Linked DNA regions of Homo sapiens: region 2 is linked to region 1. A link is a loop called in an ENCODE intact Hi-C map of the cell type or tissue named here. Cell type or tissue: CD14-positive monocyte. All regions are shown on one strand. Links, peaks and the distances in the headings refer to the core of each region. The heading gives the core; the rest is flanking DNA. Region 1 overlaps FAM168A (family with sequence similarity 168 member A). Region 2 overlaps FAM168A (family with sequence similarity 168 member A).

Region 1 (16,455 bases), core at 5,341-13,340:
CTTTGACCTAGAGATTTGACTTCTAGAATTCATTCCTAAAGAAATAATCAGTCAGAGATTTACTTAGGTTATTTTAGTTTGTTAGCTATTATAAAAATGAAATTTTCAAACAACTAAAACAGGCAATGGTTAAATGATGTATCTACATACGGAATATCATAAAGATATTAAAATAAGCCTTTTGAAGAATATGTAATTACATGAGGAATTGTTTATAATGTTAAAGTGAAAAAGTAGAATATATAACTATGTATACCCCTACCTCATATCATATATAAAAATTAACTCAAAATGGATCAGTGATCTCAATATAAGCCAAAACCATAAAACTGTTAGAAGAAAACGTAAGGGTCAATCTTCATGACCTTGGATTTGGCAGTGGATTCTTAGATAGGACACTCAAAGGCATAATCAAGAAAAGAAAAAAATAGGTAAATTGGACTTAAAATTGATTTTTTTTTTTTGCATCAAAGGCTTTATAAAGAAAGTAAAAAGACAATCCACAGAATGGGAGAAAATATTTGTAAGTAATACATCTGATAATGGTTTAATATTCAGAATATATAAAGAACTTCTGCAGTGTAACAGCAAAAAGACAAACCACCCAATGAAAAAATGGGAAAATGCCCTGTAATCCCAGCACTTTAGGAGGCCGAGGCAGGAAAATCACTTGAGGCCAGGAGTTTGAGACCAGTGTGGGCAACATAATGAGACCCCCGTCTCTACAAAAAAAAAAAAAAAAAAAAAAAAAAAAAGGCGGGGCGTGGTGGCACGCACCTGTAGGCCTAGCTATTCAGGAAGCTGAAGCAGGAGGATTGCTTGAGCCCATGAGTTGGAAGCTACAGTGAGCTATGATCCTGCCATTATACTCCATCCTGGGTAATAGAACAAGACCCTGTCTCTTAAAAAATAAACAAATAATTGTTTTATTTTATTTTTATTATTATTTTTAGATGGAGTCTCACTCTGTCACCAGGCTGGAGTGCAGTGGCGTCATCTCGGCTCACTGCAGCCCCAGCCTCCCAAGTAGCTGGGAGTACAGGCACACGCTACCACACTCAGCTAATTTTTGTTATTTTTTTAGTAGAGACGGGGTTTCACCTTGTTTGTCAGGCTGGTCTCGATCTCTTGACTTTGTGATCTGCCAGTCTCAGCCTCCCAAAGTGCTGGGATTACAGGCATGAGCCACCGCGCCCGGCCAAATAATTGTATTTTTAAATGGGAAAATGATTTGGATAGACATTTCTCCAGAGAGGATATACAGATAGCCAATAAGTACATGAAAAATGCTCAATATCGTTAGTCGTTAGGGAAATGCAATTCAAAACCACACTAAGATCCCACTTCACACTTACTATAGGATGGCTATAATAATAATAATAATAATAATAAAACAAGGGTTGTTGAGGATGTAGAGAAATTTGAACTCTCATGCATTGCTGGAGGGAATGTAAAATAGTACAGACATTGTGAAAAACAGTTTGGTGGTTCCTTAAAAAGCTAAACATAGAATTACCATATGACCCAACAATTCTACTACTTGGTATTTATCCCAAAGATTTGAAAACAGGTACTCAAACAGATACTTACATGTCATTGTTTATTGTACCATTATTCACAATAGCCAAAAGGTAGAAACAACCTGGGCGTCCCTCAACAGATGAACGGATAAAGAAAGTCTGGCATATACACAGTGGAATATTATTCAGCCATAAAGAAGAAGGAAGTTTTGGTACATGTTACAACATGGATGAACCTTAAACACATTATGCTAAGTGAAAGAAGCCAGACACAAAAGGACAAATGGTGTATGATTCCACTTACATAAAATAATTACATAAAATAGGCAAATTCAGAGAGACAGAAAGTAGATTAGAGGTTACCAGGCTGAGTATTGGGGGATGTATTGTTAATGGTTACAGAGTTTCTGTTTGGGATGATGAAAATGTCTTGGAAACAAATAGTGATGATAGTTGCATAACATTGTAAATGTCATTAATGTTACTGAATTATATATTTAAAAATGGTTAAATTGCACATTTTATATTACACGTATTTTACCATGATAAAAAAAATTTCAAAAAATCCCCCAAACTGAATATAGTATACTGTAGTGAGCTGGAGCTGGTTTGTGTAAACTCTTGAGAGCTGATTGTGGGCACTTCTTCCGAACTACTCATTCAGTGATGTTGATAGCATCAAATTGGTCATAGTGGAAGCATTTATGCCATGGCAGTTGGCAAATGTTGCAAAGTAGCTCTCATTTCCAACCCCTTCGAGCCCGTTGTTAAATATTTACCAGCACACCACTGAATATATGTATATAAAAATGTGTAGAAAGCCATCTGGAAAGATAGATGCCAAACTGTTAATGGTGTTACTTCTGGGGAGGAGAGTAGTGCGGCAGGAATGTGAAAGTAAACTTGAACATAAAAAGTGTAAACTTCAATGTTGCTTCCATTTTTTTTGGCGGGGGGGTGTGGGGGGCAGCGGATGGAGTCTTGCTCTGTCGCCCAGGCTAGAGTGCAGCGGCATGATCTCAGCTCACTGCAACCTCTGCCTCCCGAGTTCAAGTGACTTTCCTGCCTCAGTCCCCATAGCAGCTGGGACCACAGGCGCCCACCACCACGCCTGGCTAATTTTTGTATTTTTAGTAGAGACGGGGTTTCACCATCTTGGCCAGGCTGGTCTTGAACTTCTGACCTCGTGATCCACCCGCCTCAGCCTCCCAAAGTGCTGGGATTACAGGCATGAGCCACCGTGCCTGGCCACTTACTTTTTTTTTTCTTTTTAATAGTGAGCATATAGAATATTTCTTGTATTGCTTTTAAAAAATAGACCAAAAAGTCTGCATATATTGGGATTTTGGTATTGGTAACTTTTCTCTTGAGAGGCTGAAAGCTGGTCACATATACTATCTGGAATAGCCCATGGAGAGACTGAACGCCAAACCTAGGACTTGGATTCTATTTCCTCAAAAATCTGGGTGTTTTTTTGTTTTGTTTTGTTTTGTTTTGTTTTTTTTGCCTAACTAAATAAGCCTTTTCTTATCTCTCTGTAGGTTACCCCACAGCCTATCCAGCAGCTGCCCCTGCCTACAATCCCAGCCTGTACCCCACCAATAGTCCCAGTTATGCTCCAGGTAAGGAGGAAATGGGACAGCAGTGGCGAATGGAGTGGGAAGGGGGACTCTATTTGGGAAAAGCAAAACCACTTGCTGGCCTTTTCCTGTTCTTAATTGCTCCGGGCGCAGCCTCTCCAGGCTGGATTTTCCTGGGAGTCCCTTCTGGGAACTGGGACAATCAGCCTCAGGGTAGGGGCGGGAATAGAATCTCCTCCACTCTGTCTGGGACTTAAGGTTGGCTCATCTGTCCTATGCTGGAATGTCTGAGACCTGCATCCTCCTCATAGAACCTTTTCTGCTCTCCCAAGCAATGTCCAAATTCATTCTTTGCTCAGTTTTCCCTGAGGCTGCCATTGGGACACACACACACCTTGGGACACACACACACCCACACACCCCTTGGGACACACACACACACACACACACACACCTTGGGACACACACACACACACACACACACATGCTCTTGCCACCAGAGGGCAAAGAGATGGTTTTCAAGCTGAGATAAGCTACTTGTTTTTCAAAAATAATAAAGGCCCAACACTCGGATTGAGGTTGAAATGGGTTTGAAAATGTTGAAAAGGTTTATTCCATTTTGGGCTTGGATCATTGCAGTGGTCTTAGTTCTGATCTTAACACTCATGCTCAGCTGGTGCTCTAATACTCAAGAGCAGGAGAAAGAGTATGGGCTCTGTGGTTAGAAAGTCCTGGGTTTGAATCCTGATTACCCAACTCACTAGTTGTAAGGCCTTGGGCAAGTCACCTCACCTCTCTAAGATTCAAATGTGACTACCTGCCTCAGGGTTGTGGATGGTTTTATGTAAGTTCCATTTACTCAATAAGTATTGAATGTCTTCCATACTGGAATAGAAAAATTAAATGATGCCATCTTTGCCTGCCTGAAGTAGCTCCCATTTGGGAGCCTGGCATATAAACTCACTGCAGTACTAATGTGCTAAGTATTGTAAAAAGGAATACATGGAAGGAGGAGGGAACAACGGTCTGCCTGGGGGTGAAAGTGTAGGGGAAGCTTCAGAGAGTGGAGAACAACAGAGATTTGAAGAAGTAGAAGCTGTTCTTTAAGCACACAAAGGAATAGTGGGCATTCCAGGCAGAGTAGAGCATGGGCAGAGGCTTAGAGATGTGAGAACATGACACTGTGAGGAACGTAGAAGTAGGGGAGTGGCTAAACTGTGAGCAGCTAGATGAATCTGAACTATAGATATACAAGGGCTGACTTGGAGAGGCCTTGAATGTCTTGATAATACCCGCCCATTTTCTTGTTTAGCACTTATCATTATAGAATTAGAAAGCTTCAAAAGACCTTAGAGATCGTCCAGTTCAACCTTTTCTCTTGAAAAAGGAGAATCAAAAAGCAGTGTTTTGTCCCAAGTTACCCAGTGAGTCAGCAGCCACATATGGACTAGAATCTTTGGCAGATCTCCTGACTCTCGTCCTATGCTTTTCTCTGCCAATCTAGTATTTATTCTACTGTCATTCTCTTTCTTGGGGCTTACTTAAAGGAGAAAAGAATACAGGTTGTCTGAAGACCTAGATTTGAGTCCTCACTGTGTCATTTCCTAGATTCGCAACCTTAGAGTCACCTGACCTATCAGAACCTCATTTCCCCCATCTCTAAGTAGGAATCATGTCATAATTATACACACACACCAAGAAGTTATCAGACAGCCCCTGTTTTTTGGACAAACAAGAGCTATTTTATGTAAATAGGCTATGGTATCCCCTAAGGTGCTTACATAGATGTGTCATTTCACAGACATTTTGACCCACTCTGTTATGCCCAAGATACTTTGGAAGACCCTGTAGATGATTCAAACTTGAGGAAGCTGTAGTCATTGCCTTTGGAAAGCTTATGAAGGGAGCAGTGACACATGGGCTAAAGTTCTATAATGGTATCTCAGCACTGGTTTCATATTTACCTTTAGTCAATATGACATATAATATTTTCCCTAAGATCTATGATAGAAGGCAAAAACAATAAAAGCTACAGAAATTCTCTCTGATAATCAAATTTGGTAAGTTCTATCTTAACTACAATGGCTTTGAGGATCATGTGTATCATGATATATAAATGACTTAAATTTAAGTGCTATGAGATCTGTGAATTGACTTTGTAAACTGTCTAGAAACAAAATGAGTTGTTGCAAAAGGTCAAGTAAGATCAAGAGTGAAGAAGATTCATTGTCTTTCTAGTCAGGAGGCCATCAGTGGCCTCATTGGAAGCATTGTCAGTGAAGTGGTGAGGCTAGAAACCAGAGTGCAGTGAATCAGGAGTGAAGAAGTAGATTTAGCATATATAGCCTATTCTTACTAGAAGCTTAGCTACCAGGAAAGGAAAAACAAAAGGACACTGACTAGAAGTGAATGTAGGGTTGAAGGAAGGTTTTCTCAGGTATGAGTGTGGGGTACTGATAGGAAGGTGCAAGTGGAGAGGACAAGTCAGAGATACAGGAGAGGTGGTGCCAATCAGAGCCGGGCCTCCACAGAGGCTGCTGTAGGGGTGGGAAATCTGGAGCTCAGTTCTCTTCTTTGGTTTGGGAAGTTGAGTAGCAGGTGGAGACAGGGTGCCTCACGCAGGAGGGCAACTAAAGGAAAGACTAAAGGAAAGGTCACAGATAGATGTGCTTAGAATAAATTGCCCAGTGGAAAGTGGAGAATTCTCATCTAATGACCTTGATTTGCTGAGACAGAGGGGAGTAGAGATCAAGGAGGGTTCTTAACCAGGGAGGTCAGGATGTGAGAGCCTCACAGGAAGGAGTAGGACTGGAAACTACCAAAAGATAACAGAGCAGGGTCACATTGGGGGGCCCATCTGAATGGTGGAGGCTGTGAATTTGTCCAGGCTCTCATCCCCAGCACTGGGCTATTTTCTCATAATGTTCAGCACCTCTGGTGATAGACTGTGGGATTGTTTCGGATCAGTTTGCCAATAAGTGGAAAGACATGGAATAAATAGCTACTATTTATTGAATGTTTTCTATGTGTCAGGAACTATTTGAAGTTCTTTATCTATATTAGCTTGTTGCATATTGCAATAAACTTTTGAGGTTGGTACTCTTATTATCCCCATTTCCGAAATGGGAAAACTAAAGCTTAGAGAAGTTACATAATTAGCCCAAAGATCCAAGCCCCAGCACCCTGCCACTGTGCTGCATGAGCTCTTAACTGCTACATTGTGGTTGCATCAGTGGGCCAGAGAGAAATTAAGGCGTTAGACTGGCTAAAGAGGGAAAGGAGTGCAGATAGGAGGAGGCTGAAACTGTAGGGGAAAAAAAGAGATTGAGATTGAGTACATCCTGGCATGTTATTCAGCTTTAATTTTAAAACAAGCAAAAAGTAAGCCCTCATCTAACTTGATTTTCCCCAATTTTGTTTTTAAAAGTCAACATATTTCCAGGCTGGGCGCAGTGGCTCACACCTGTAATCTCAGCACTTTGGGAGGCCGAGGCGGGTGGATCACGAGGTCAGGAGATAGAGACCATCCTGGCTAACACCGTGAAACGCTGTCTCTACTAAAAATACAAAAAATTAGCCAGGCGTGGTGGCACGTGCCCATAATCCCAGCTACTCGGGAGGCTGAGGCAGGAGAATTGCTTGAACCCGGGAGGCGGAGGTTGCAGTGAGCCAAGATTGCGCCACTGCACTCCATCCTGGGCCGACAGAGTGAGACTCCATCTCAAAAAAAATAAATAAATAAAACATATTTCCAAACAAAAAATAAGCCCTCATCTAACTTGATTGTCCCCAATTTTGTTTTTAAAAGTCAACATATTTCTACTAAAGTCACCCAGACTATTTTCTCAAAAACACACAAAATCCATAAGAGAGGGTAGCGTTAGAGTATTGTATTTAAAGGCCCCAAACTCGGAGTTGAAAGACCTAGATTGTAGCACTAACTTTGCTTCTGATTTTGGTGCAACCTTGGGAAGATCCCTTTCCCTTTGAGTTACTTACACACACACACACACACACACACACACACAGCATATTTTGGAATCCTACACACACACACACATACACACACACACAGCATATTTTGGAATGCTGGCCTCTGGATTCACAGTGCAGATTTCCTGACTGGGGGACTTCCTACCATGGAGAAGCTGGCTCAAGGTCAGAAAGGACAGTGTAGGTTACTCTCACCTTCCTGCCAGAGCTAGCCATTTGTGATGCACAGAGGTGCCTTCAGAAGGAACCAGGCTCTTAGGTTTAAATTTCTTTCAGCTGCTTTAAGGAGACCCAGAAGTTGCTTGAGAGAGAGCTATTTTTAGCAGCTCTGAATACCCTGAGATGTCATCTGTCCAGGATGCAGGGAAACATTTCACTCTTTTCATTGGTTCTGAAAGCAATGTGGGTATTTGGAGCTTTTTCCCAAGCTCTTAATGATTTCAGGGATCTTATTTAAGAACTCTTTGGCCCCACAAGAGGTAGGAGCCAATCAAGACTTGGCTTTCAGAATCGAGGGACCTATTAATGGTAATCTGGCTTGAAAATAAATGAAGGGACGGATAAACAGGTTAACTAATACAGATAAAAATAAAATAACCTCCTCATGAGAATCTTTTGACAAAACATTTTCCCCTATTGTCTCATTTGATTTCACTGCATCCCTATAAAGTACAAATACATTATTCCCATTTTACATACAACAAACTTGGAGAAGGGTAGGGAAAAGGAATTTGTGCTTTCTGAACAGCTGCCCTGTTCCAAGCCCTGCACAAGTCATGTTACAAACATTCATTTTTACCTTAGTCTTGTGAGTTGGGGCTTCTTGCCTCCAACTTTGTTCAAACAGGTTAAATAAGTTGCCCAAAGTTATACAGCTAAAAACCAGTAGATTTGGGAGGGCAAGGCGGGGGGATCCCTTGAGGCCAAAGGTCAAGACCAGCCTGGGCAACATGGTAAGACCCTGTCTCTACAAAAAATTAAATTTTAAAAAACAGGCAGGCTTGGTGGCATGCACCTGTAGTCTCAGTTACTTAGGAGGCTGAGACAGAAGGATCACTTGAGCCCAGGAGCCGGAGGCTGCATTGAGCTATCATTGCACCACTGCATTCCAGCCTGGGCAACAAAGTGAGACACTGTCTCCAAAAAAGGCAGTATAGCTGGGATTCAAACCCAACTTGTCTGACCCTACAACCTGTGCTCCTTCTATAGCACCACAGTGACCCAGAGGCTTCAGGGATGGAGTGCCTCTGCACTGGTCCTATCTCTTAGAGGTTTTACAGACAGCTCTTTAGAGGCCAAAGATGGTGATATTGTCTCTGAACCTTCACTTCCTCTAACACATCTGCCATATGTGAAATCCCTCTGCAGTTCCTGGGAGAACTGAAATGTATTCTTATAACAGACAAGCAAAAAGCAGGAACTTGGGCTTGTTCACATCCGGCAGCTCTGGGTCAGCTGTCTGGAAGACACTATGGCATCCAGGGAGGGGCTCTCTGCATTGAATGGACTTTCCCAGATGACATGTCTGTCACCCTCTCTAGGGTAAAGGTGTTTTACATCTTTATTTACTGCTTTTGTGAAGCTGGGGGGAAACTGCTATTGCAAAACAAAGTCTGTTTATGTAACTGCAATGTATACAACTTTGCACAAATTCTTAGTGGTAATTTCAACTAACATTTCTATCCAACAGAGTTTCAGTTCCTGCATTCAGCTTATGGTAGGAAAGCTATTTTTCCTCATCTGTATTACAGCCTATGAATGTGTTCTCTCGTAACAATGGTAGATCCCCTCTCCTCTCCTCCCCAAATCCCATCCCCTAGGCTTGGGCTCCCCCCAGGTGGCTCAGCAGCAGTTCCTAAAGCATGCAGGAACGTGTCTGATGGTGCAAAAATCATGGGTTGGAGACACACATGAACCGTCCCTAGGGCAGCAGCAAAGGATCATGGCACTAAAAGGCGTCTCTCAACCTAACCTGGCTGCCGAATTCAAACAAACAAATGAATAAAAATTCCAGGGCCTGTATGCAGCTCCTCAGTTGGCTTTGTGGTAGCCTCTGTGAAGGAGTACCTGGATTATGCCTATTAGAACCCAAAAAACTAGTCTGCCCCAGGATCAGATTTTCCATCTCCATCGGCAGTCTGACATGTTTGAAGACCTGGTTGACTTTAGATACAATATGTTCCCTTAGCCCAGAACTTGAGCTCTGGGCTCATTTTCCTAGAAGATGGTGAGAGGTGGGGGGGGCAGCGTGCTGATAAATGAGGGACCAGAACTGGGTTCTCTGGACAGTGTGGACTCCAGGCCCAAGGCACCACGGGAACTTCTGGGCACCTGTGAGGGTCCCAACAGTATAACTTGACTAGGTCCTTTTTGTCATAGACAGGAAGGGACCATGGGAGGGACTTGCAACTTTCACCACCCTCACCTGGGCTGCTCAGGAAAATGTTTTTGTAAAATTTCTGCACCCTTTCTCAACTTTTAACCTTGAATTATTTGGATGCTGGAAATTGAATTTGTGTGTCGCGCATCTGTCAGGAGATGAGCTGTGAAATTTCTCCTTGCCACTGCTGTGGGCTGTGTGATCTTGGGCAATTTACTACTGTCTCCAGGCCATAGATAAATTGTTTAATTTCACATGATCTCTGAGGTCCCTTTAAATGCTAATACACTGTCCTCTTATAATTTTATTACTTCAATTTTGTTAGTTGCAGACCTGTTTCTCATGTAGTCATTTTTTGTTTGCCTCAGGATATATGAACCTGGACAGAAGGGTGCATAAAAAGTTAGAGAAGCTTTCATTCTTCCCCTTCCAGTTATAGCATCTGAAATAGATCTGCATAAAGAATACGGATGCAGTTCTTCACTTTATAAAATTCTGTGCCAGGCTCTAAGCTGGCCCTTTGAAAATACGAAGACTAGTAAGACAAGGGGCTTGTTCTCAAGGAGCTCACAGTTTAGTGGAGAGAAGACATGCCATCAAGTACAGGTGCTTCCAAGAATCATAGGGATTGGGATAGTCAGTTTATAGGTATGCATGAGAGAGCTGTGGTTAAGGGGTGGGGAGAAGGAAAGGCTTCGTAGTAGGTGTGAGTCTTCAGCTCATGATTGATGGATTAATTAATATTACCAGATGGAGTTTGGGGAGATACATGCCAGAAGAGGTAGCAGTGTGGACAAAAACATGGAGATGTGAAGCTCCTTGGCATATTCTGGGAATGATAAGCAGTTTCTGTGGCTGTAGTATGGGCTGGAGATTGAGAACAATGAGAGAGTCTAGAGAGGTCATTGGGACAAGATGATCATGGTGGGGCATTGAATGCTACACAGGAGTTCAAACTTTAGCTTAGAGTCAGTGGAGAACTATGGAATGTTTTCAAGAAAGGGGGTTTTATGATTAGGTTTAGGTCTTAGGTATATCGCTCTGAGTGCAGCTTGAAAATTGGGGGCAGCAGATTTAACATGAGGAAGCAGTTGCAGTAGTGTAGTTCAGATGAGAGACGATGAGAGCTTCAATTAGAGCTGTAGCCTACAACTTTGGAGATGGAAGAGGGGACAGAAACCAGAACTAGAAACTATAAGACTGGGTGACACTTTATTTTTGACCCTCACATCAGTACTATGAAGCAATCAAGGAGTGATGATTATTGCCATTTTATGAGACAACAAAACTGAAGTTTAGAAAGGTTAAGTAACTTGCCCAAGGTCCCATAGCTAATAAGTGGCAGAGCCCAGGCTACAACTCAGATTTCCTGACTCAGTACATTGTTCAGGATGATGGTCCCTTGCTGCCTCGTCTCCTTGTAAGTGTGCTAAACAGATTGTTCAACTGTCAGAGGGCGTGAGGGCCCCGTATCCAGGGAAGTGAACAACCCAGCACCTGGATGTGGGCAGCATGCTGTGACTGGGCCCATGGCCCTTCACTGCCAAGGGTTCTTTCTCTCTCTCTCTCTCGTTTAATTGAGGGATAACATATAGACGGCAAAGTATATAAAGTACACTTAAGTGTACAGCTTAATAATGTCTTTACATATGTATATGCCTATATTTAACTACCACTTAGTTCAAAATACAAAACATCTCTAGGAAGTGGTACTTTTCAAGCACCCAAAGGCAGGCATGCCATTCAGAGCAGCCTCCTCTGTGACCATGCCTCTAAAAGCTTCAGTTGGGATTGTCTTCATCCCACAACTGAGCTCTGAATCGCTCCCACCAATAGAATGGGTGACTTTAGAATCGTTATATGGAGGAGCTGGATCACATGGTACAACTAACTAATGGGGAGGTCAAGTTGACAGCTAATATTTGTTTTTTTGATGTGTTTTCACATTTATCTAGTTATGTAAATTATAAGGATTCAAATATACAGAGGCGTACGGAAAACACTAATTCATTTTCTTTGTAAAGAAACCAGAAGAAAATAAAGAAAAATATTTTTATTCAGAAAAATATACAGTATAGTTCATGTCATCAGTTGGAAAAGACATAGTAACCAAAGGCACAGTCGCACTTGCTTCTTTCCTGGTTAACCTGGAACATTATTTTACTATGTATCATGCTGTCTTGTTCACTCCCTGGTTGGCGTGTGGCTGTGTTGCATCCCCAGCTAGACCATAAGTACCTTGTGTGCGGTGACTGTGACCCACGTGTGTTCCCTTCCACCGTGGCGCTCCCCTCAGTGCTGAGTGCAGTGTAGACCTCAGTCACTCTTTGGATAAAAGAATGATTTACTCTTTTGTAAAGAATAAGTTAGTTTAATTTACTAACTTTAATGGTCACACAGTCCTTCAGGCTAATGTCAGACTTTTGGCTTATGATGAAAATTATGGTAAAGTATATACCACTTGGAGGAAAAAATTTGAATGGAAGAGAACCTCCAAATTCTCTAAATTCCTACAGCCAAATTCAGGCCTCCTGCCCCCTAATGGCATTCCTGCGGGGTCTTGAGGGCATGGGTTTGCTTTATCTGACTTTTCAGAGCTACATGTTTTACTTTTTAGAGAGTTGTTTTGGGTGGCCACTGCTTTCCAGCCACATGTGTGGCAGAGTCTAAATTTGGAGACATGTTGATAAGATTTGTTAACACTAATTGGATTCTTTATCCCTTTCCTGTTTCCCACCCCCCCAAAGAAAAGAAACGCAAAATGATTGTTTAAAACAGACTCTCCTCCTCCTGCATTGTCTGCAGAGCCATGTCTTCATGTCCAGGAAAGGCCCTGGGCTCTACATGGAGTACTGCTGGGTCTCCATTTCTCTTATCAGAATTCTCCTTTTAGTGTGACTTTCCTGCCCATGATTTCCTTCTCATTTCTCAGCATCTGCTGTATATATTGCTGGCCATTAATGCAAATGCAGAGTCAGCCTACAATAGCCATAATTCTAGCCTTGGTTCAACAAAAACAGCACAGTCCCTGACCTTCTCTGGCCCCAGTACTTCTGGGATCGAAGGAACCAGAGGCATTACCTGTTACCTGAATGGGCAGAGGGGGTTACGGGATCTCTCTAGAGGTAGAATGTCCTTGTCCTGGTGGAATTAGAGAGTGTATAGGCATACTTTATTCTCATAACACCCTGTCTTAGCCTCTTATTTAAATGTTTTAAGTATTGCCAATGCAGCCCCACCTTCTGCTAATATACTATATAGCACCCCATATCCATGACCCCCCCCCCAAGACTTTATTTGAGTGGAAAATATGTTGCTAAAATTCTTCGTTTTACCATAAACAGTAATTTGAGTCAAGAATGTTTCCTCTCTAGTGTTTGAAATTATAATAAGGAAAATGTCTAAAAAGTTAGGCAAGTCCCACTTCAGAACTCTGTTTCTCTTCTCCTTCCCTCAGGACACCATGAAGGTAAGTTTTTTGAGTCACTCCCCATTTCTAAAACATATGAAGTATCATCCTTCAGATGTCTCGAGCTGAGCTTTGAGTCAGCCTGGGAAGTCTTTGCAGATCTTAAACTGGGCCTCATCTATATTTCCTACCTACCCCAAATTTCATATGTGCTTTCTTAATGGCCCAAAGGACCACCTCTAATTCATGAGGAAATATCCCAGGTGGGGCACCCAGTAACACCTCAGTAGGAGATATTCAGGGGTATGCAAGAAGTATGTCTGTCTGGCCTCAGCTGGGTGTACAGGAGAAGGAGTTATTAGCAAGGAGTGCCCCACTGGCTAACTAGGTTCGGTGTGGCACAGTGCCCAGTGCCTTTTAAGCTACCATGGCCACAGCTCAGTCCCTTCAGAAGAGATGGTAGTCCAGCAAGGTTCATGTAATGTGGTCATTATTTGTGGGCCTGTCTTTGAAAGCAGCTTATAAATATACCTCCAGATGATATTTCAGACAACAAAGAGTGCTCAGTTGATCTGGTGACACACAAAGGCTCCCAAGTTGTTACACATTAATGAGAAAGTGGCTGAGGAATATACCAGAGCCCTAGGCCACAGTGTCAGGTAGTAGGAGATGGTTATTCATGGGCATCTTTGTGGTTTTAGTAGTAGGTAGAAAGTCCTGACTCTTTTAGTGTAAGTTCAGATTTCCTTGATTTCAAATCATTTGGAAACATACTTCAGCACTCCTCCTAACCCACTCAACCATCTCAGAAAGGCTGACCATCCCATGTGTCTGAACAGGCCCCTTGGGTTGTATGTTTCTGTCCAGCACAAGACCCTTGCTTTGTGTCTGTGATTGGTGGTGGCCACTTCTTATTTCTGTCTAATGCCATTCTTGTGTCTTCCCTTAAGCAACTCTGCTGATGAAACAGGCCTGGCCACAGAACTCGTCTTCCTGTGGCACTGAAGGCACCTTCCACCTCCCAGTGGACACCGGGACCGAGAACCGAACTTACCAAGCATCCTCTGCGGCTTTCAGTAAATACAGCCTGTCTCATTTCCTTGTTCCCCTTGGTTGGGACTGATTTGTTTCTTAGGAAGAAAGGAAAGGGAGCTTTTTAAAATGACATTTATGAGATAAATAATGTTTTAAGAGGTTCTTTTACCCAGGCAAAAAATTACCCCTCCTTATTCAGGAAAGGTCATTCTCTTTGATCATGCACTCAGCTTTGGGGAAACACAAAGCACTGAGGGAAGGAGAAGGAAATACTCACCTGGCCAACAAGTTGATTGGGGAAGGACTGTTACTGCATTTTAGGGGGAAAGGACAGAGGGCACATTTTGAAGGTCTGTGGGTCTTTGGACAGAGAGGGCTCCCCCCTCTAGCACAGGGCTTCTTAATCTCAGCACTATTGACATCTAGGCCAAATAATTCTTTGTTGTGGGGGCGCTGTCCTGTGCATTATAGGATGTTTAACAGCATCCCTGGCCTCTACCCTACATGCCAGTAGGAAAGCCTCATTGTGACAACCAAAAATGTTTCTAAACATTGCTAAGTGTCCCTTATGGGGCAAAATTGCCCTCTGTATGAGAAACACTGCCCTAGTGCAAGCTGCACTGTGGGACCAAGGTGTGTATGAGGAGTCTTCAGGGAGGCCAGAAACCAGCTAGCCAGTCAGACTGGTCATATTCATCCTGAGGCTCAGTAGGGTAACTGATGTTGTCACCGTCACATCTAATTTTTAACACAAAGTGGTTCCACTGGGGAAATGAGGACCAATGTTTAGAAATTACTGAGTGGCAGCCGGGCGCGGTGGCTCATGCCTGTAATCCCAGCACTTTGGGAGGCCAAGGTGGGCGGATCACGAGGTCAGGAGATTGAGACCATCCTGGCTAACACGGTGAAACCCTGTCTCCACTAAAAATACAAAAAAAATTAGCCGGGCATGGTGGTGGGCGCCTGTAGTCCCAGCTACTCAGGAGGCTGAGGCAGGAGAATGGCATGAACCCGGGAGGCGGAGCTTGCAGTGAGCCAAGATCACGCCACTGCACTCCAGCCTGGGCGACAGAACAAGACTCCGTCTCAAAAAAAAAAAAAAAAATGAAATTACTGAGTGGCATTTTGACTCCATATAAGGAAGAACTTTGTGTCTTGTTGGAGCTGTTCAATAGAGGAATGACTGACTTTGGATGTGGTGAGAACTTCTCTCTTAAGTTGTGAGGGCTGGATAAGCCCTCAAAGGGATATTCCAGGCAAGGCCTGATAGTGTGTGGTTCCACAAATTATTAATCTACTAAGTAAGTAGACTAGAAGAATTCATTGTATTTTTTTCTTTTCTTTAAAACATCTGTGTTAGTCTGTTCTTGTGTTGTTATAAAGAAATACCTGAGGCTGGGTAATTCATAAAGAAAAGAGGTTTAATTGGCTTACGGTTCTGCAGGCTGCACAAGCATGGTACCAACCCCTGCTTAGCTTCTGGTGAGGGCCTCAGGAAGCTTACAGTCATGGCGGAAGGCAAAAGAGGAAGCCAGCATATCACATGGTGAGAGAGGGAGCAAGGGGCTGGGAAGGTGCCACACTCTAAATAATCAGAGCTCACTCATCAGCAAGGGGATGGTGCTAAGCCATCATGAGGGATCTACCTCTGTGATCCAGTACCTCCCAGCAGGCCCCATTTCCAACACTGGAGGTTACATTTCAGCATGACATTTGGAGGAAACAAACATCTAAACCATATCAACATCCAATGTCATTTTCTCAAGTTTTCATTGCCCCTAGATGTCAACATCAGTTTATGTTTATACAACGTAACTCACCTTTTGTAAAATATAGTCTCATAATCACCCTTTCATTTAATCTACATTACACTCAGTCTACTAAGTTATTTAGGTGGATTTTCATCCCAGTTTGAACGATGAGGCCTAGAAAGGTAATAGGTCCAACGCCACCCAGCTAGTAAGCAGCACAGCCGGAAAAAGGTATCACCCAGGTTAAGATTCAGTTACTGACTTTTCTCATGAGATTGATTTTACTCTTTAAGAGAGGTATGTCAGGCCAGGCGCGGTGGCTCACACCTGTAATCCCAGCACTTTGGGAGGCCGAGGTGGGCGGATCACAAGGTCAGAAGATCGAGACCATCCTGGCCAACATGGTGAAACCCCATCTCTACTAAAAATACAAAAAATTAGCCAGGCATGGTGGCGGGTGCCTGTAGTCCCAGCTACTCGGGAGGCTGAGGCAGGAGAATGGTGTGAACCCAGAAGACGGAGCTGGCAGTGAGCCGAGATTGCGCCATTGCACTACAGCCTGGGCAACAGAGTGAGACTCCGTCTCAAAAAAAAAAAAAAAAAAGAGAGAGAGGTATGTCAGCCATAAGGAGTTTCTCCAGATACCTCAGGTAGAATGAATGAACATACGTAAGATTATATATATATAAAAATAGGGATATACATGTTCTCTCTTACATCTAAACATCTGGATATAGACGCATATAGGCACACCTACTGTAGTGTAGCAGAAAGCAGCCTGGAGTGG
Region 2 (16,455 bases), core at 2,973-10,972, 48 kb before region 1:
CTGTATTATCCTCCCAATTAAATAGGATTAGGTTCAGCTACATATAACAGTAATAAAAAATAATAGTGGTTTTAAAATATAGTTTTATTTTCTCATGTAAAAGAAGCACAGAGGTATGTATAGCAGAGCTGAAATGATTGTTCCATGAAATCAAGGTTGTTTCTACCTTTCTCAGTTTAAGACCTCCATTCTCAAGGTCACTTCATGGAAAAGAAGCCTGCTGAGCTATAATCATCATGTCCTAATTCTAGATAGCAGGAATCAGTAAGGGGAGAGGAAAGGGCACCTTCCCCAGGTAACAGAGTTCCCTTTAAGCAGCCTTCTCAGAAGTTCTACAGAGTATTTCGGTTACATCTCATGAGCAAAACTAATCAGATAGCCACACCTAACTATTCCTGGGAAAGTTGGGAAATAGAATCCTTTAACTGAGCATGTTGCCATCTAGTGGCAGTCACAGCACTGCCCACCTGCTCCCCCATCACCCCACTTTAGTTGTTTTTTTCTTTAAATTCTAGCTTTCAGTATAACAACAGTACTATATTGCTGTTAATTCCAAGGCTGTTTCCCTCATATAAATACCCCAGGGACAGAAATTGTGCCTTGTTACCCCTGAATCTGTAACACTTTATGCATGGCCTGGCACAGCAAGTATCAGTTTATATAAAATGAGTGTGCTGAAGTAAATGACTTAATCTCTTTTAGCTTATTAAAAATTTGTAACTATTGAATCAACAATTTGTATTTTTAGTAGCTTTATTGAGGTATAATTTAGATATGATAAATGTACTCATTTTAAGTGTACAGTGTTTTTTTGTGAATTTACAGAATTTTGTAACCACCAAAAATCATTTTAGACTTTTTTTCCACACCAAAGAAATCTCTTGCTTCTATCTGCAGTCAATCGCCATTCCTGCTCTGAGTCCCAGATGATCAAAAATCTACTGTTTGCCTGTACAGATTTGTCTTTTCTGAACATTTCATATAAATGGAATCATGCAATATGTGTTCTTTTGCCCTGGCTTCTTCCACTTAGCATAATATTTTCAAGGTTAATTCATGTTGTGACATGTATCAGTAGTTTGTTCCTTTTTATTGATATTGTCGATATTTAACATTTTAAAATTTATTTTCTCACTGGTTGCTTTGGGGATTAAATATGCATCTTAATTTATTATAACTTATTGCATTTATTTCAGTCTAGTTCAGATGCAAACTAATGTAATTCAGTAAAATGTAGAAATGTTGCTCCAATATGGCAGCATTCCCATACTTCCTTACTTTGGACTCTTGTTTTTATGTAAATGGTATCTTTATATATCATAAGGCCAACAATTCAGTTTTATAGTTGTTTTATGCAATTGTCTTTTAAGCCAGTTAACACGAAAAATATTTATACCTTGTTTTATCTATCTATCTATCTATCTATCTATCTATCTATCTATCTATCTATCTACATATCAGCTTTCCTGGTGCTCTTTATTTTTGTGTGTGGACTTGAATTACTGTCTAGTATCACTTCCTTTCAGTCATAAATATTTAGTATTTCTTTAGTATTTTTTGAAAGGCAGGTTGCTAGCAATGAATTGTCTCAATTATTTATCTGGGAATGTGTTTATTTTGACTTCAGTTTCAAAGGATAGTTTTGCTGGATTTAGAATTCTTGGTTGACAGGTTTTTTGTTTGTTTTTTCAGCACATTGAATATACCAACCTCCTGTCTTCTGGCCTCCGGTCAGCTGTTAATCTTATTGTTATTCCCTTTTATCAGATAAGTTGTTTTCTCTTGCCACTTTTGAAATTTTCTCTTTGACTTTTAGAAGTTTTACTATATTGTGTCCGGTTATGGATCTTTTTGTGTTTATCCAACTTGAAGTTGATTGTATTTCTTGGATGTGTAGTTTAATATGTGTTGTTGTTGTTGTCTTAATCAAATTTGGGAAGTTTTTGGACATTATATCTTCTTTTTTTTTCAATTTGTGGTATAATTTCTTTTTCTTCCCCCTTGACTTTTATTTTAGGTTTAGGGGTAACATATGCAGATTTGTTACGTGGGTAAATTGCGTGTCACTGGGATTTGGTGTACAAATGATTTCATCACCCAGGTAGCGAGCATAGTACCTGACTTTTTTTTGACTTTCACCCTCCTTCAACCCTCCCTGCCCAAGTAAGTCCTAGTGTCTATTGTTCTCATCATTGTGTCTATGTGTACTCAATGTTTATCTCCCACTTATAAGTGAGAATCTGTGGTATTTAGTTTTGTGTTCCTGGGTTAATTTGCTTAGGATAATGACCTCCAGCTGCATCCATGTTGCTGCAGAGAACATGATTTTGTTTTTTGTTTTATTTTTTTAATGGCATAGTATTCCCATTTTTCCCACCTAATTTTCTTTCTCTCCTCTTTCTGGGACTCTCATGCTTGTATTTTGGTTTGCTTGCTAGTTTCTCACAGTTTATTTTTCTTCATTGTTTTCTTTTTGTTTTTCAGATTGTATAACTTCTATTGCTCTGTCTTCAAGTTCAGTGATTCTTTCTTCTGCCAGCTCACGTTTGCTTCTGAGCCTCTCTTGAATGATTCATTTCAGAATACGATTTCCATTTGACTCTTTCAATTTTTATATTTTTTATTGATATTCTCTATTTGATAAGTTATTATCATACTTTAATTCTTTAAGTGTGGTTTTCTTTAGTTTTTTTTTAACATTTGTAATAGCTGCTTTGAAATATTTATCTGCTGATTCCAATATCTAGACTCCTGCAAGAACAAAATTTATTGTTACCTGTTTTTCCCCCACAAATGGGACATACTTTATTGTTTCTTTGCGTGTTTCATGATTTTGTCAGTATTGCTGAAAACTACATATTTTAGATAATATATTGTAGCAATTCTTGATTCGGATTCCACCCACCCACCCCACCCCCACCCCACCATCAGGAGGTTGTTGTTGCTGGGATTTTTTGTTTAGTGACTTGCTTAGACTCTTCTGTAGAGTCTGTCTCCTTTGCAGTGTGATTTCTGATGTCTCTGGCCATATTTTTTTAATTACTATTTTAATTTTTAAACTTGGCTTCCTAAAGGTCACCCCTGGGTTGGCATAGATTAGTGGCCATCCAATGTTTGATCAGGAGTTCTGATTAAACGCAGGCCAGGAAGGCTTCCACCCTTTACCAGTGGATCTGTATGTGGTTTGGGGAATGCATTCAAAATTCAGGCAATTTACAGTTATGCTCTAACTTTTAGTTTTGTTATGTCCAAGGCCTTAAATTCACCCAGGATCAGCAGATACAGAAGACCTTCTTTACAGACCACTAGGGATCCTATGAAAGTTTATCAAGACCCACTATGGTTGTTGTGTTCCCCAGACCTCCCTTTAAAATTTCTGGCTTATCTGCAGGTCTGTTGCCTGCACCAACTAGTATGACCTCAGAGTAGCTGCATTAGTGGCCTTCCTGGATTATTTGCTGTTGTTCCCCAAATTGCCTCACTATTGTTTTTGACAATGACTCTGGGCATTGGATTTTCTATGCTCAGTTTCAAATTAAATCAGCCCACTCTGGTTGCAGTAGTCCTTTTAGCCTGGTCTAGCCTGCCCTAGTAGCAGGCCCCCTACAGAGCTTGGGATTGGGATAAGGGCAGCCCCAGGGTAAAATGCCATGGATTTTCACTGTTCTTAATGTGGTTCAGAAGTTTTTCTTGAATAGACATTTCATACTTTGGCCCAAAATGGTTTTTTTTTTAACATTTCATCTCATTTTATTTTTGCTTTTGGGGGAAAGGGTTTGGTAAGCACTTTGTTCCAGAAGTTCCACCTCCTTCTATTACTTTTGGCATTTTAATTTTTATTTAACTTTTAAACTTTCCTAGGTAGACCATATCCTCTTTTGGGCAAACACAATCTTTTTCCTTTCCCAACAGTATCTATCCCAGAAGGCATTAAACCTTTAAGCTTTAGTTTCTTGGTCTGTCAAATGAAATTAATAATCTTTGCATTGCTTACTTCAAAGGACCAAGTGAGATAATGGTTAAAATCTCATTGTAAAGTCTAAAGCACTGTGTAAGTGGTAAAATTATTTGAAAAATTTACCATTTTTACCATTTTTCAAATGGTAAATTTTTCAAAGAATTTTACCATTTTAGTTTGCAAAGTGTAGTAGTTTGCAAACTAAAACACTAAGTTTAAACACTGCAACCTGTTGTGTAAATATTACTTTAATCTCTGGGCTTTTTTGCTTGTCATTTAATGGTCATATATTTCGTTATTTTGAAAGAAATAGTTGAGATGTTTTGAGGGTAGCAGGAAGCCATTTGTAGAACAGTGGGTAGGAATCTAGAAGTGAAAAATCAGCTTCACCAGGAGGAATCTTTAGCACCTCTCTTTTCTCTCTCACATGTCATGCAACTGCTGGGCCTTACCATTGCCTATTTTGCCCAAGATGAGCTCCTAGTAGAGGCTTCTCTGGGCATTGGAAGTAGCTGCTGGAGAGATAGGGAGCCAAGAAGTTGACTGGGATATGCCAAGAAATGCCAAACATCTTGAAGCTTTTTTCACAGTTTTATTTTGGAGAAGCATGAAAGATGGCTCATTGTTTGTTCAACTAATATGTATTTGGTGCCTGTTTTGTGCCAGGTAATATTCTGTGCACTGGGGATACAAGATAAACAGAATCTCATTCTCATGGACCTTACTCTAATGGGGGAAAGAATAAACAAGAAAATATGTCAGACAGTAATAGGTGTTACAGTGGTTTGGATGTTTGTCCTCTATAAAACTTATGTTGAAAATTAATTGCCCATGTAATAGTATTGGGAGGTGGGACCTTTAAGAGGCAATTAGGTTCTGGGGGCCCTGTCCTCAGGGGTGGGCTTAATGTCTGTTTAACAGGCTTTTGAGGAGCCAGCTTTCAGGGAGCTACTTGGGAGACTAGGGCAGGAGGATCACTTGAGCCCAGCAGTTTGAAGCTGTAGTGTGCCGTAACTGTGCCTGTGAATAGACATTGCAGTCCAGCCTGAACAACACAGTAAGACCCCATATCTTTAAAAAAAAAAAATCATTTTTTTAAAAGGCTTTCAGGAATAGATTCTCTCTCTTGCCCTTCCATGGGATGATATAGCAAGAAGGCCCTTGCCAGATGCCGTCCCCTTGATCTTGGACTTCCCATGCTCCAGAACTGTGAGAAATAAATTTCTGTTCATTATTAATTACCTAGTCTCAGCTATTCTGTTATAGCATCACAAAACAGACTAAAATAGATATCAATAAGAAGAGTAAGCCGGGCACGGTGGTCCATGTCTGTAATCTCAGCACTTTGGGAGGTCGAGGTGGGTGGATCACTTGAGGTCAGGAGTTTGAGACCAGCCTGGCCAACATGGTGAAACCCCATCTCTACTAAAAATACAAAAATTAGTTGGGTGTGGTGGTGGGTGCCAGTAATCCCAGCTACTTGGGAAGCTGAGGCAGATTGCTTGAACCTGGGAGGCAGAGGTTGCAGTGAGCCGAGATTGCGCCACTGCACTCCAGCCTGGGCAACAGAGCGAGACTCCATCTCAAAAAAAAAAAAAGTAAGAAAGGATGAGAGAACAGAGAATAACAGCATGTGGAGGACCTATTTTAGATAAGTTGGTTAAGGAAGGCATTTCTGATAAGGTGACATTTGAACAGAGACCTGAATTAAGTGAGGAGCTGTGCCATTTGGATATCTGGGGAAAAGGGCATTCTAGGTGTGGGGAAAAAGCAAGTGCAAAGACCCAGAGGCACAAGCATGCATGGTGTCTTCAGGGAACAACAAGGAAGTCATTGTGATTGAAGTGAAGAAAACAAAAAGATAGTGGTAGAAGTTGCAACCAGAGAGGTAGGCACATCAGGCCATATCATATAGTTATAACTGCCCATGGTGCCCAGCAGTGACCCAGCAGGTGCCAGGTACTGTGGTAGATATGAACTGCCTCCCTGTTGTGATCTGTTAGGGTCCAAGCAGAGCACTTAGGCTCTTGAGTTGAACAAGGGTTTGAGGCCTACTGTTCCAGAGGCGAACCTAGTACTGGGGTAGCTGACTAGAGAGCCTGGAAGCCTCATCTAGTACAGTGAAAGTAACTTGGACATTGAAATCAAACAGACCTGGCTTTGAAATTGGCTTTTCCTTACTTCTTAGTTATGAGATCTTGGGCTAGTCACTTCATTTTTTTGGACTTAAGTTTACTTATCTGTAATATAATAAAAATAATACTTAGTTTGCAAGTATTATAAGACTGACAGGGACTTAGTAAGTCCTTAGCACAGTACCTGTCACATGGTAGGTGTTCAGTAAATGGTAGCTGCTGGTAGTAGGGGTAGTATTTATTATTTTTTTTCCTTTTTTTTTAACCTCCACAGAACCACCAAAGAGGTAATGTTTGTGGTAGTCCTAATGGCTAACCTTCTATGGGGTGTTGATTGTATATCAAACATTGTTCTGAGCAAAATTCTTAGGCATCTCCAATCTAAGTCCAAATCCAGATTTCTGTTCTTCACCCAAAACCTACTCCTCTCATAGTTCTCACCAGTAAATGGCATTTTTATTATTCCAGTTTCTCAAGCCTTGGCATCATTCTTGATGTCTTTCTTCCTCTCATACCTTATATTAAATCCATTAGCAATTCCTATCAGCTTGATCTTCAAAATATATAAAAAACATGACTAGTTTCCACCACCACCATCACTGCTACTACCACCATCATCTTTCATCTGAACTGTTTCTAAAACCTCCCGATTGCCCTACTACTCTTCTTGCTTTCCTGCTGTCTGATCTCAGCACAACAATCTACCTCTTCTTAAAATGAAGACAAATAATTTCACTCTTCTTTGTAAAACAGTCCAGTGGCTTCCCATCTTATTTAGAATAAAAACAAAGTTTGTATAGTGGCCTATGAGGCCCTGCATGATTTGGCCTTCATTACCTGTCTGATCTTACTTGCTATTCTTCCCCTTCATTTACTCCACTTCAGCTAAACTGGCCTCTAAGCTCTTTCTCAAAAATGCTTCTACTTTGGGGGCATTTGTATTTGCTGTTTCCTCTACTTGGACAGTTTCTTCTCAGAGATCTCCATGGCTTGCTCCTTCAACTTATTCAGGTGTTTGCTCAGATGTCACTCAATGACACTTTTTCGAATCATCTTATTTAAAATTGCAACAACCTGCCCTTAGCACTCCCTAAGCAGCCTGAGTGGATTTCTTTACAGGAGCGGTCCCCAACCTTTTTGGCACCAGGGACCAGGGGTATGTGTGGAGATGGGGCGGGGAGAGGGGGGCATTAGATTTTCACAAGGAGCACACAACCTAGATTCCTTCGTATGTGCAGTTCACAATAGGGTTCACACTCCTATGAAAATTTAACGCCTCCTCGGATCTGACAGGAGGTGAGCTCAGGTGGTAATGCTTGCTTGCCTGCTGCTCACCTCCTGCTATGCTGCCTGGTTCCTAGCAGGCCATGGAATGGACTGGTGCTGGTCCATGGCCCCAGGCTTGGGAACCCCTGCTTTACAGTTTTTATTGCCATCTGATATATCTTTCACTTGAAAAAAAATCTCTCTTTCTTCCCCCTCCCAACTAGCATGTAAGCAGAAATTTTTGTTGTTCTTGTTCTCTGCTGTATCTCAATTCCTCTAGACAGCCTATGTGAGAGAAATGGCATTTGGGAAAGAAAGGCTAAGGCATGGTCCTCAAACTGGGCAACAAAATCTCCTTAGGAACATAAATACACAGATTTCTGAGCCCCATCCCAGATAGAGCATCAAGGATCTTGTATACTCTGTGAAAGAGTTTGGATTTTATTCATAAGGCTTTTGAAGAAGGCTGGTGGTATTAACTACAAATGTATGACAACTTTTTGGGGTAATGAAAATATTTTATATCTTGATTGTGGTGATGTTTGTACAACTGAATACGTTTTTCAGGGGCTCATAGAACTATATACCTAAAAGAGGTAAAATTTTACTATATGGAAATTATACTTTAATGAACCTGTCATTAAAAAATTTTTTTTTACAAATTATGTTTTTTGTTTTTTTCCCATTTTGAGGTTAGAGGAAACAGAGACTCAGAAGTTAAAGGACTACCCTGTGATCCCATCATGGTATGTGGCAGATCCAGGATTTGAACCTAAATCTGCCTGATTGTAGAGTTTATGATCTTCCTACTCATTTTTAGCCTGTCCCTGAAACTATTTACAGTATAGATTTTGTTATAAAAGGCCAACCTTCCTTTAGAAGCTGGGAATCCCATCTACCCTTGAGCAGCTCCCTAGAAGTGGCTGTCATATTCTAAAGTTTGAAACCCTGGCAGATCTCATTTCTGTCAGTCATTAATTGAGATTGGAATTGATGGAGTGCTATCATGGAGTGCTACCCCAGGCATGATCTACCCCAGGCATGATCTCCTCCTGTGGCAGTGGCCCTCATTTTGGAGCAGCAGGAGACCAGTTTCAAAGCTGATGAGTTTCTTTGATTATAAAAAGCAATTTTGTACTTTGTCCAATCAGCAACACAGAGTGTCTTCTCAGTAGGAGAGTGCTCAGATGTTTACAGGTAAGTTGTACTGCTTAGCACTTGTCTTAGTCCTTTTTGTGCTGCTATAGCAGAATACCACAGACTGGGTAATTTATAATGAATGGAAATGTATTGGCTTATAGTTTTGGAGGCTGGGAAGTCCAATATCAGAGTACAAGCATCTGTCAAGGGCCTTCTTGCTGTGTCATCCCATGGTGGAAGAGAGAGGGGCAAAAGAGGGTGACAGAGAGCAAGAGGGGGCCAAACGCATCCTTTTGTGAGGAACCCACGCCCACCATGATAAAACCCACTCCTGTAATAATGGCATTAACTCATTCATCAGGGCAGATCCCTCATGGCCTAATCACCTTTTAACAGTCCCACATCTTAATTACTGTTAAAATGGTTATTAAGCTTCCAGCACGTGCTTTCTGGGGGGAAACATTCAAACCACTGCAGCACTTTATCAGTCTTTCTCATCCTGATGTACCACGCAGAGAACTGGTTGGGTAGAAGAGAGACCCAAAGCTGGAAGGAGTACAAGTAGTCTCTGTGTTGTTGTTGTCACATGAGCAACATTGCCACATCATCATTGTTTACATTTGCATGTCACTTGACAGTTTGCAACTTATTTTAACATCTATGATCGGCCAGGCGCGGTGGCTCACGACTGTAATCCCAGCACTTTGGGAGGCTGAGGTGGGTGGATCACGAGGTCAGGAGTTCGAGACCATCCTGGCTAACACGGTGAAACCCCTGTCTACTAAAAATACAAAAAATTAGCCAGGCATGGTGGCACGTGCCTGTAGTCCCAGCTACTCGGGAGGCTGAGGCTGGAGAATCGCTTGAACCCAGGAGGCAGAGGTTGCAGTGAGCCAAGATCACCCCACTGCTCTCCAGGCTAGGCAACAGAGTGAGACTCCGTCTCAAAAAAAACAAAAACAAAAACAAAAAATCTATGATCTCTTTTCATTATTAATGTCTCAATACTCTGCGAGGAGAGTGCTTTTATTTAGAGAGAGAGTGTATGTTACTTGGGTATATTTTTAGATAACTCTGGCTGTGAGAATATTTTTTTCCCTTAAGTTTAACTGAAATATATATATAACTCCTTTAACTTTCATCTTCAAGTTGTTCTAGTTTCAGTTTGTTGGCTGATGGTAATTTTATCTAGCTCGTTGCCCTGGGGTAGTTTGCCAGGGCTACACATTACGTATGTTTTAGGACATTCTGTCCTCTGAAATTGGCCAATGGCATTTTCCGTTTTGCTTATCTGATGGTCCCAGCTTCCTCTCCTTGTTAGCCCACCTTTTCTCCACATCTCATTTTTGAACCCTAGACAGACTAATCACAGAGCAGTTGTCATCATGCCAGCTGTTCACTGCCTGCCTTCAACATTTGACTTGTTTCCTATTTTGAAGTGATACAAGAGAAGTTAATGACCTAAAAAATTGCTCATCTATCTTGTGAACCTAGTTAGGAAGGAATTGTTTGATTTTTATGATGTGTAAATAATATATTTGGAGACACATTTTCAAATGTGTCAGGCTATATAGTAAGGAAAGGCTCCCTAAACAAGGTGGGACAAATTGGCTGGCTAATAGAGCTTAATGACAGATTTTCCATTAATCAGAATGGAGAATGTGCTTCATTAAGATAATTAACAGAGCACTTGTGCAGGTGATACTTATTGCACACAAATTTCCAAGTTTATTTCTTTCCCTTGAATAAATTTGGAGAGAAATCCTAGCCATATTTCCTTGTTTGCATTAAAATTATCAGTGGCAACAAATTCCCTTTTCTGTTTTTAAAGCTGCTGGTAACTGGTATCTTGTCCTCTGCAGGTGTAAGGGGCGGATGAGACACTGCTTTTCCTTCCAGCAGTCTGTTTGCTCGTCACCAGACACCAAGCTCCTCTAGTGAACCGTAGAAAGCTTATCCTTTTCCAACTCTTAGACTAACAACATTGGAATTAGAAAGGACCTCAGAGATCTTAAACTAATTCATTTTATATCAGGACATTGAAGTCCAGACAGGGGAAGTGACATGGCCAATGCCACATAGTACTCTAGTGCCAGAGCTGTCTGTGGGATAGTGGGACTAACACTGAGCTGAGAGCCAAAATGCCTAGGTTGACATTAGGCAAGTTATATTACTTCCTTGCTCCTTACTATCTTCATCTGTCAAATGGGGAAAGTATTTAACATAGGGCCAACTACAAGCAAATTGGCTTTTTTGTTTAGTCTTCTTTCCACTACACCCTGATGCTTTCCTTTCAGGGAAAACTGAAGATTATGGAGGAGAAGCTGATGTCAGGAAGAATGAACAATCAATATCAGTGCTGTTTTCTTTGTTTTCTCTGTAGGATCCTCAGTCTTCCACAATGAACCCTGTTTACAGCCCCGTGCAGCCTGGGGCTCCTTATGGCAACCCTAAGAACATGGCCTACACGGGTGAGTAGTGTGAGAATGGCTCTCATTTTGAGAAATGGTGGTTAAGGATATTACCAAATAACTTGCTCCTCCTCCTAACGTATACCTCCAAAAGTCTTGGGAAAGTTTGGGAACATGCAGAAGATATGTCTGAGGTCCAGCGGAAAGATCTCAGAGAACCTGTTGTGTGGTTGTTTCCCAACTTTGTTCTACAATAATACCAGGAGAGTGTTTTAGAGAGTCTGCAAACATTTGATTTGATTATTTTAAAATATTGAGAACTATTTTTATAAAACATGAATACGTGTTAGATGATCAGTGTGTTAAGCTTCTAAGAATGCCTGTTAATTTTTTTAAAAAATGCTACCATTTATATCTGCTTATGTTTTTAAATCAGGATTTTCTCAATGCTATGCAACCAAATTAACATTCAGAAATATATTGGAGTTTCAGCCTGATATAACTGTAACTGTTATCACTAACTTTCTATTTCCCATGTTTGTGTTTATCACAACAGTTTCATTGTCCTTATTACTTAAATTAACAGTAAATATTTTCTGTTTGAATTTGTATTTGTATATTTATTCTAACAAAATTAATTTCCAGTAACCAGGACTCATGGGGCAGTACCCTATACCCTACTAGCTCATGGAGCTTGTTGCTTTTCCCCTTTCCAGTTCAGAGTGTTCCAGCAACTTAAGTTCCTCTGCCAGAGGGAACTGAACTGCTTTGGCAGACGGAGCCCAAGGGAACCCTGTGGGGCTTTGGTTTCCTATTTGCTTTGATCCTGGCTGCCTTCGTTCTTACTAAGTTGCTAAACTAGAGAAGGAAGAGAACAGTTGCATTTATCTATTGATTTGCATCAAGATTTAAACATTGTAAATCTGGAAGGGGAATTGACTTTGTCAAATTTTCCAAATTTCCAAAATTGGAAAGGGAACAGACTTTATCTCTGCTTGGCACATAGTAGGACTCGGTAATGTGTTTTGACTGACTGGACAACAACCAGGTTCAAATCCCAGCTCTGTCAGAGAATAGCTGAGTGACTTTGGACAACTTGCCCTAACCTCCCCAGACTTAATTTCTGTGATGAACTGGGATAATATTATCTATTTCATACTAGATAATTCTGGGAATGGGACAAAATATTATCCATTTCATAGGACAGTTGTGAGAATCAAACAAGATAATTTGTACTCCTCTAGAGGAAAGGAGGATCTTTTTTTGTCTCTATTAATCACCAAGGAATATTATGAGCCTGGAACTGTTTTAAGTTAATTCCCTGCTGTAGATTCTAGGACCACACAGATAGTATAAACTCCACATAAGTAGTATAAATTCAGACTTCATACAGGCCAAAGTTTCAAATTTGTAGGGAGACTTTTATTTTTTAACCCAACCTTGGCTGTTGAATCTCTGTACTTTTGGATTTTTTTTTTCTTTTTTTAACTGACACTATGACTCCTCCAAGGTCCCAACTTTATGTAGGGGAATTTGAGTTGCAGCTCTTGGCTGTTCCAGGGCCCACAGCCTATCTCCTACCCCTGGTGGCTGTAAAAAGCAAGCCCTTTGAGTGCCTAGACTAAAAAATCTCCCCAAAGCATCCCAATATCAGCTTACTACATAGACTTCCTGATTTTTAGTTTCCTCTTCATTTTTTGAGTAATAGGGATTTCTTTTTCTTTCTTAAAATCTCAACTCTACGTAATACAATGTTTGTTATACTTCATAACCAGCTTTTCTAGGTATTATGCAGTAGGCAGATTTTCAGGTTATTTTTCTTCTGTATTACTGGAGATGGAAGATCTAAGTAAAGATAATTTATAAACAAATGCCAAATATATTGCATTACAGTAAGCATTTATATGGTTATGTTAAAATTATTATCATTTGGTAAGAACATACTAGGTACTATATATTAATTATAATTTCATTAATCATAAATGCTATAGTTTTTATAGATAAAAAAACTATGGTAGTTTAATTCAGGTCATGTGACTTGACTAATGTATATAGCTTCTAAGGGATGAGAAAATATTTGAACTCAGTTCTTTGTGGTTTCAAAGTATATGTGCTTTCTGTTACAGTAAGCTAATCTGTCTTAAAATATGTGCTGCTTTCTCTCTTCCCCATGATAAACTAAAGATGAGGATTGTCTTTTCCATTTCTAGGGCTAGGAAAGCTTCCCTTTGAGGAGCTAGAATCCTGTTCCTGGCCAGCATTTTGGGGTAGCCTCAGGAGGGCAAAAGTACAGGGGGTCAAGTCCATTGTACTGTCATCTGCTTCAGAGGAAATGGGATGGTGGCTGCAGGGAACAGAGGAGTTGGAAACACTCCTGGTTTGAAATTCTCTTGAAGTCTGAAGATGGGAAATAAAATATAGTTTTGTGGTGCAGTATTCCAGTAAGCAGCTGTCTTCTAGCCAATTGACAGTGTTCTTTCTCTCTCTCTCTCTCTCTCTCCCTTTTAAAGCCCCTTTACCGAGTACTTACTGTGTGACAAAACCTGAGCTCAGTATTTTACAGAAAATACCTATTTTTACACTTGCAGCAATCTATAATGTGGTTATAACTAGTTCCTTATATATTTTGGCAGAGTGAATTTAGAGAATGTAATATGCCATATACTTTCAAATGTTTAAGCATAGACTATATACTATGAACTGAATGTTTGTGTCCCTCCAAAATCTGTATGTTGAAACCCTTAATCCCCAATGGGATGGTAATTGGAGATTGAACCGTTGTAGGTTTAGATGAGGTCATGAGGATTGAACCTTCATGATGGAATTAGTTCCCTTAGAAGAAGAGACACCAGAGCTCTTTCTGCTGTGTAACAACACAGCATGACCATGCTGGCACCCTAATCTTGGACTTCTACCCTCCAGAGCTATGAGAAATAAATGTCTGTTGTTTAAGCCACCCAGTCTGGTATTTTGTTATGACAGCTCAAGCTGACTAGGACAGATAATGAGTGCAGTGAACACTTGAATACCCTTTACCTAGATTCACCATGACAGTGGGCTGTTTATAGACCAGGGCATTTCTTTTTCCAAAAGCTTCATAAAGGTTTTTCTGTTAGAATTTTGGAGTGTAGTCAAGACCTCAACATTCTTCTCATCTTTTCTTTTCTAAAATGTTCTGATTGTGTCAGTGTCCAAGCATCACCCAGGGGTCTATCTAGTATGTGTTCTGGAGTGTGTCAGATCTCTGCTGAAATCTGGTCTCTGTCACTAATTAGCTATGGAACTTTGGTTGAGTAATCTTTCTGCATCTCAGTTTCCTTGACTGTAAAATGGAATAATGACCTATACAGATGGTTGGTTTGTAGTCGGTGAAAATGTTTATAAAGCTTCTCGTGTCGTGCCTGGCTCATAGTGGACACTCAATTAATGGTTGTTGTAATGCATAGCAATGAGTATACACCTACAGGGAAAAGAGCATGGGACATACAGTTAGTGACTTAGATTACAGACCCTATTCTGCCACTTAAGAGCTATATGACATCAGATAAGTTATCAAGCTTTCTGGGCCTCAATCTATCATTTGTTTTAAAAAAAAAAAATGATAAAACAGGGTTAGGAATGCCTTCCTCACACGACAGCTGAGAGTAATAAATGTAACAGGGCTAGCCACTGACTTGTGATGAAGTTTCCAAAACACAATTAGAAAATAATTCTAAAACGGGAGAACAGATGAAGCCCTTAAATGAATCCATCATTTTATAGGTGAAAAGATGGAGTATAAGAAGTGTTTTGAAGAAAGTGTTGGGGTTGAGTCTGGAACCCATGTCTCCCCATCTGGGTCTGTGTATTCATTGTCTCTCTACCACAGAATAACAAGTGTTCTCCCTTCTCTTCATTCCGTTGTGGCCACTTCACATTCCTCTGCTAGCCCACTCCAGTTCAAGAGCTCTTTCTGACTCCTCCTGTGTTGACCTTTAATGAATATCCTGGCTTCAGCCAGTAGAAAACATAGGTCTAAATGCTACAAATACAGTAACAAAAGATACAACTCTCAAGGTTAGAAGGCTAGGAAATTAATCTGTTCAAAGACTACCATCTTTTTTTTTTTTTTTAAACCAGTGTTTGTTTTCCCCCCCACCCCCAGATTGCTGTTTTTGCTTAAAACTTTGTAAGGATCACCTGTTGGAGGTTTTGATTAACTGACATTTGTACTTTGTTTATTCTTTGCAAAGAACTTTTGTGGGATTTTTCCCTTCGTATGTGTTTTTTTTTTTTTTAATAACAATTCTGGAAGATAGTTTTTATTTTCCAGATGAAATTAAGCTTCTCTAAGGTCACACTGTATAGCAGAGGCCAAACTAACCCCAGTTACAAAGTAGGTGCTTTTAGGGCTCTAGCATACATGGCTATGTCTTGGACGGTACAGTGATTAGGATCTCAGATGAGCCTGGAAAATGGATTTTAATTTCTGAAACTGTTCTCACAACTCCCCCTTTGATGTTCAAACTGATCTCCTCTCCTCAGGAGAGAACTCCAAGGTCACTTAATTACTTTTTCACCTATGGTTGAAGAAGAGCATCTAAAGAGAATTCTTATTAACTGTTCTCATGAATATAATCTCCTTGTGGACCCTTTTTAGCCTTTATCCTAATTTGACTCTTCTATATCATTTGACACCTGACCCCTTTCTTGAAGCAAGCTTTCATTGCCTCCATAATTTTCATTGACCATAATTGTTTATTTTTGTTTGTTTTCCCTTTCTTCTTCTCCAGCTGTTCCTGAATTTGTCTCCTTTCAGAATTTTCTTCCCCTGCTCATCCATTAAAAGTTGATGTTTCACAAGGGCTCCGTTTCTCCCTTAGCCTCAGCTGCTGTCTATAGGCTGATGATTCATAAACTCTAGGGCTGTGGCAAACCATTCTTCTGAGCTTCAGACTAGTTTATCCAGCCGTCTCCTGAACATCTCCTCCATGAATGTCTCATGCTTTGCTCAGACTTATTATGTCTAAAACTGAGCTCATTATCTTATCATTCCCCTGTAACCCATTTTTTATCATTTTGTGATTAATACCACTATCTGCCTATTCCTAAAATCAGAAAACATCATCCTTGATACTCTTGCCTCTTTTGCCTTCTAAAGCCAGTTATTAAGTCCTGCCTTTTTAAAAAAGATTGCAGTAAAACACATGTACTATCTTGGCTGGGCGCGGTGGCTCACACCTATAATGACAGCACTTTGGGGGACTGATGCAGGTGGATCACTTGACCAAGAGTTCCAGACCAGCCTGGGCAACAAAGCAAAACCCCGTCTCTACTAAAAATACAAAAAATAACCAGATGTGGTGGCGCACACCTGTAATCCCAGCTACTTTGGAGGCTGAGGCATGAGAATCGCTGGAACCTGGGAGGTGGAGGTTGCAGTGAGCCAAGATCATGCCACCGCACTCCAGCCTGGGCAACAGAGTGAGACTGTCTCTCAAAAAATAAATAAATAATTTTTTTAAAATTTGCTATCTTAACCTCTTCTCTTCTCTTTTCTCTTCTC

The links. A loop is a pair of places that touch in the nucleus more often than their neighbours do. Peaks named below come from ENCODE experiments on the same cell type or tissue, not always from the same donor. Only the 100,000 strongest peaks of a DNase experiment are listed, where the experiment ranks them.
Region 2: a loop joins it to region 1, with 2.4 times the contacts of the local background. A loop is called at or near these places in 5 of 110 quality-filtered maps.

Annotation. Positions count from the first base shown.
Region 1 is chr11:73,417,377-73,433,831 of GRCh38, reverse strand. FAM168A (family with sequence similarity 168 member A) reads left to right here. Exons shown (of 8, transcript NM_015159.3): 3 at 3,062-3,142; 4 at 13,833-13,958. Among named protein-coding and RNA genes, the nearest start is that of RELT, 49 kb to the right of the region's middle. RefSeq lists silencers at 4,212-4,412, 4,442-4,642. In CD14-positive monocyte, for the core only: no CTCF peak of the experiment used is centred there; a DNase peak (open chromatin) is centred at 8,571; H3K4me3 peaks cover 1,334 bases; H3K27ac peaks cover 4,383 bases.
Region 2 is chr11:73,462,920-73,479,374 of GRCh38, reverse strand. It overlaps FAM168A (family with sequence similarity 168 member A), which reads left to right. Exons shown (of 8, transcript NM_015159.3): 2 at 10,883-10,970. The coding sequence starts at 10,901. Among named protein-coding and RNA genes, the nearest start is that of RELT, 95 kb to the right of the region's middle. In CD14-positive monocyte, for the core only: no CTCF peak of the experiment used is centred there; no DNase peak of the experiment used is centred there.